Regions from separate parts of the Mus musculus genome. Here region 2 is linked to region 1. A link is a contact called in ENCODE POLR2A ChIA-PET data. All regions are on one chromosome and are shown on one strand. The core of a region is the stretch at or near the end of the contact, and the rest is flanking DNA. Distances in the headings are between cores, read along the strand shown.

Region 1 (2,561 bases), core at 40-2,539:
TTGGCCCTGGGCATTGTTCCCTGAGCCTTGCTGCCTGATTCCTGCACTGTGGGGACAGGAGTGCCTCCGGGCTTTTGTGCAGACGTTCCTTTTGGGGCGGGTGGAGACCTCGTCCTCCTGCTCCATTTCTGTGTTGCTCCAAAGCTTCGACTGGAAACTATTCCTCAAATGTCCCATCGAGGGCCGCTGGGAAGAGTCACTTTGTTCGTAAGGGTCGTGCTTAGCTGAGTGGAGTCCAGGAGCTTCTGTTTTATTATGTGGGAACATAACGCCCACAGGCAGATGTGGAGCCAACTGGAGACCAGCCATTCAGTGCCTGGACCGAAGCCTAGGGGAGATTTAAAGCAGATACATGTGAAGAATTTGTCTGAGGTTCACTCCCGGCTGCTAGAGTAAACTGTTTGTCCATTTGCCCTACCCACATTCCCTTTAAACGTTTCTCGGGACTGTGGTGTTGGCTCTGCCAGGACATTCTTTCAATAAGCATTTAGGGAGTGATGGTTATGTGCCAGGCCAGACATTGCTAAGCCCCGAGGACCAAAGAATGGACGTGACACAGGTGTTCTGCCACTGACTTTCCTCCAGGCCTGTAGATGACCTGCTCTACACCATTTATGGAATGGGTGGGAAAAGCTTTAGATAGAAGGTCGTCCGTGACACAAAACAGGCAACCTGCTCTTACCAGCCCCGGGTTCTTGTAAATTGCAGAGGCCGCTCTGAGTCCAGTCCCACGGTTTTACGGGGTGAGAACAGTGGCCTGGCGACAGGGCCTGGCCCAAAGCACTCCCTGGACTTTCCCCTTGCTACAAACTACAAAGAGCACGAGCCACCCGGGCCTGAAGCAGGTGCCCGGCTGTCAAGCCCTCATGCAAAGATGCTCTATGGCTCAAACCGCACCAGGCTTGTAAAGAGAGTGTGTTGGGAGAGGGGGTGACAGACACCTGAGCGCCCCAGCCCGCTTTGGATCCGGAACTCCAGAGTCATGTTCTGTCCCAGAGGGTCAAACGGGAGTCCTTACTGGGACCCGGCCTCTAGGGATAAACTCTCACTCTCCAACCCCTCGGGAGGTCTCAGTATCTCCCCTTTCGGCGTACCTGAGGCGCTCGGGGGCCGCTCCAGCTCAGGGAAAATCCCCAAGACCTAGTTTTCCACACCTGACTAAACCCAACCGCCGTCCACGCAGGCGCTCTCTGTCCACCTCTGTTATCCCGTTGCCTGGAGACCAGAGCACCGCCTCTGGTTGAGAACTTTTAGCTCCAGATGTGCGCAGGCGCAGTCCACAAGCAATCCGAAAGCCGCCGGGGCAGATTGGGTTGGAGGGACGGAGGGAGGTGGTGGAGGGAGTGCGGGGAGGTGGGGAGGGAGGTGGGGAGGGAGGTGGGGAGGGGAGGAGGGAAGGGAGGTGGAGTACGGGTGCAGTCGGGTCACTTGTCGAGGTGCAGCCAACTCCGCAGCTCAGATCAGCGTTTCCCTTGGGGAGGGGTTGGAGAGGTTTTTCTGGGGCTACATCAAAGAAGAACTTGGATTTCTCCGAGAATGAAGCTCCCAGACCTTAGGGTGTGCCCTTGTCTGGAGAAGGGTGGAGCCCCTAGATGGGCTGCGGAATCATCCCGCCCCAGGATTCGGGAGTCTGTCCAGCTAGCGGGAGTGGGACTGCTGATCACCCTTCTGAGTGCGCTCGGCTACTGCGCTCAGGCCCCAGGTAGGGCTATGTAAGAGCTCCAGGCTACATGCTCCGGGCTGTCTTCCCTCGCAATGCTTTGGCGCTTGCTATTATATTAGCTTTACTATTATTTCACTACGTGTTATAGTCCCAGGGTAGTTTCTATGGCCAATCTAATCATTTTGCTATTATAACGTTTCACTCTCACGTGACCGTTACTACTTAGGGCCCAGGAATGACTCAGCCAAAAGTAACAATAATAAAGTTAACAACCAGATCAACAGTAATGAACATAACTTGATTTCAACATTAAATGGTCCTCTGTAACTTTTTGACAACAGAAGAGAGTTTATTTGTCTTCTTCGTGCTTCAGTTCATTTGGATAAGCTGTTTTGGAACAGATAGCTCCGTTTTTCTTGTAACTACACAGAAGATTCGAGCACGTGGGAAATAAAGTAGACAGCAGTCTCGTTAATACAACAGATCAGATGTCAGCTTTTATGCGCTACAAAAAAAAATTCCTTGGTGGACTCTCTAGGGCAGATTGTCAGTCATTCTTTTCATTCCCAGTTGGCTCTTCGGCCTTCTCCACATTGCAGAGGTTTCCCACGGACTAGGACCCTGCCTCAGTCAGCTTCTATGGGTTTTCCCATACATCTTTTCTAACTCGTTTCCATACTCTCCCCCTGAATCTCTAGTGTTCAAGTATACATAACTTCCTTGTGCAAGAAAAGTTCCCCTTCCCATCCCTGGGTCTGTCTCTCTCTGTGTTAGGATCCCACTGGAGTCTCTTCTGTTTTGTTTTGTTTGCTGTTTGTTTTGAGACAGGCTCCCTATTTAGTCTATGGTTAGCACTAGTTAGTCCTCCTGCCTACTTAATCCTCTTGTCTCAGATTCT
Region 2 (2,561 bases), core at 28-2,527, 96 kb after region 1:
AATACTGAGGTTGAGTCTGTCTGACTTAGAGCAAGTGCTTTCCTTCGCCGATCTATGCCTCTTCTCATCTAGTAATGAGCTGCTATTGTACCTACTAATCTCGCTCGTGCCCCATTGTCTGTGTGTGTGTATGTGCACAGGTGGAGGGACACATAACATATGTGCATGTGGTATAGCTTCAGGAATGAATGCCAAGCACCGTGTGTATGCCCGAGGACTCCAGAAGGCATCAGATCCCTTGGAGCTGGAGTTCCAAGTAGTTGGATGCTTTCCAGCATGGGTGCAAGGAACTAAACTCGGGTCCTCTGGAAGAGCAATGAGTAGTCCTAACTGCTGACATACCTCTTCAGCCACCCCATCTTATTTTCTGAGATGAGTTCTTCCATTGAATCCGGAGCTCACCAGTTCAGCGAGACTGACCGGCCAGCAAACCCCAGGAATTGGCCTGTCTTCTCTGGGGCTGAGATCGCAGGTAGGCACTGCCATGCCCTGATTTTTCACTTGAGTTTAGAGGCTCCAACTCGGGCCTTCCAGTCTTCACGGCGAGCACTTTAGTGAAGGAACCACCTGCTCAGCTTTGATCTACTGTGTAAAGGGCTTGCCAGCAGAGACCCTCGCATCTTTAGGTTGTCACCTCCAGGTTGGCACATTCTCTGAGCTATTATTTTCTTGTTTGCCAGAGAGAGAACACAGAGTTCGAGTGATCAAGTTAGACAATGGAAGGCCCATGATGTAGGATACGGTCGATTTCAGGCCTGCCCACTCCATGAGCCTCTCCAGGCTTTGTTGCCTGGAACTGGGAACCAGACTCACCCTGCTCACTCAGCTGAGCAACAGGTGGCAGGGTCGGTGGGGCACAGGTGCAGCTTTGCAGGAGATGGGGGAAGGGTGTGACCCCCCTCCCGTTTCCTCCCGTTTTCCTCCCGATGCTGCTTCCCCCAGCTGTGTGGCAGGGAGGAGGGGACAGGGAGCAAACACAGCCACGTGCAGTTAGAGGGCTGAGTAAGCGCCTCACTTCCTCTTGCCTCGTCCCCCCCTCCCATAACTGTGGCTAGTGGGTGATTCACAAAGCTTCTTGGGGCAGGCCTCTGAAAAGCACAGGGCCACTTCCCTGAATTGTCCTGGCTGCCTGCTCCGCCCGCCCCCTCCCGGCACACCTGGCTGGCCTGCTTGCTGGTCTGGTGAACCACAGGGTGCCCTGCCTGGGTGGCGGCAGACCCCCAGACCTTGCCAAACCGGGAGGTGTGGCCTTGGCTGGGTACTGGTGTTGGAGCCTGGACTCTGCACGAGGCTCAGTCTGCGTTTTGGCTCTCGCTCACTGTGCTTCAGCCAGACGGCAACACTAATGTCGTCTATCTGTCAGACTCTGTACCAAGGCTGGGCGTGGCTCTCTTCCCTGGCAGCATCTCTCGCTCTCTTGGTGGGCTTGCAGTGGACGAGTAGCCAGGCGCGATGGAATGGCTAGTGATCACACAGAGAAATGTCAGCCTGATGAGTCAAGACCCAGCACTAGAGAGTTGGTGGGCCAGCACCAGCTCTGAGGTAAAGCTTTCGTGCATCTGCTGGCTAAAAGATACAAGATTACCAGGGCCTGGCAGTGTGGAAAGTTCCAGAAAGGTAAACTGAGCCCCTTTTCCACAACAGCACTAGAACAGAAGGGTCTTAGGGCCTCTGCATGTGTTGGGTAAACACTCTATCACCTGAACTATATCCCTATCCACCCCACCCCCTTCAAAACTTTAAGACTTTTTACTCAAAAAGCCCACTTTAAGAATTTAAAGGGGAGCTCTGTTGGCACGATGAATACCTAACAATGTGTGTGCAAGGCTTATGCTGAGCTCAAGCATAAAACTGAGTGTGGTGCTACGTGCTTGTAATTACATCACTCAGGATACAGAAGCAGGAGGATCAGAGGTTCAAGCCAGCCTGGGCTACATGAGACCCTGTCCTGAAAAGAAAATAAACAAACAGAATTTAAGGGACACAGGCCGCACACAGCATTGACAAGAAATGAGAGAACGACGGACGAGACCTGAATACCCAGCTGTGGGAAAGACTTGGACAGGTACATTTTCATCATAGAACACATCCTTCCTGAGTATGTAGCCATGAAAACAAAATAGTGACACACGCCGACGTTAATGTGTACAAGAACTGCCCAAGAATCTTAGTAAAGTTCAGATTCTGATTCAACAGGCCTGTGAGGCATGTGTGTGTGTGTTACATGTATGTGAGTGTGTATATCAGTTTGTGTGTATGTATCTGTGTGTGTTATATGTGTGAGTGTATATATCAGTATGTGTGTATATCAGTTTGTGTGTGTGTGTCTCTGTGTGTTATATGTATGTGTATATATCAGTTTGTGTGTGTGTATGTTATATATGTGTGAGTGTGCATATCAGTTTGTGTATCTGTGTGTGTTATATGTATGTGTGTATATCAGTTTGTGTGTGTGTATGTGTGTATGTTATATATGTGTGAGTGTGCATATCAGTTTGTGTATCTGTGTGTGTTATATGTATGTGTGTATATCAGTTTGTGTGTGTGTATGTATGTATGTT

Evidence for each region. ChIA-PET counts read pairs that join two places held with the same protein, here RNA polymerase II (POLR2A).
Region 2: POLR2A ChIA-PET joins it to region 1 with 12 read pairs in Patski. The contact joins the enhancer-like site here to the promoter of Zc2hc1c in region 1. POLR2A ChIA-PET finds 5 or more read pairs at or near these places in 4 of 5 experiments (Patski and embryonic stem cell).

What each region holds. Positions count from the first base shown.
Region 1 is chr12:85,287,319-85,289,879 of GRCm38, reverse strand. It overlaps Zc2hc1c (zinc finger, C2HC-type containing 1C), which reads right to left and starts at 1,289. Exons shown (of 3, transcript NM_172414.4): 1 at 1,095-1,289; 2 at 1-328. The coding sequence starts at 309. It also overlaps a transcript of Acyp1 not described here.
Region 2 is chr12:85,191,329-85,193,889 of GRCm38, reverse strand. No RefSeq gene overlaps it. Among named protein-coding and RNA genes, the nearest start is that of Pgf, 15 kb to the right of the region's middle. Within about 2 kb of position 1,277, at least 2 of the 3 ENCODE cell types and tissues checked have a DNase peak (open chromatin) inside an H3K27ac peak, as active enhancers do.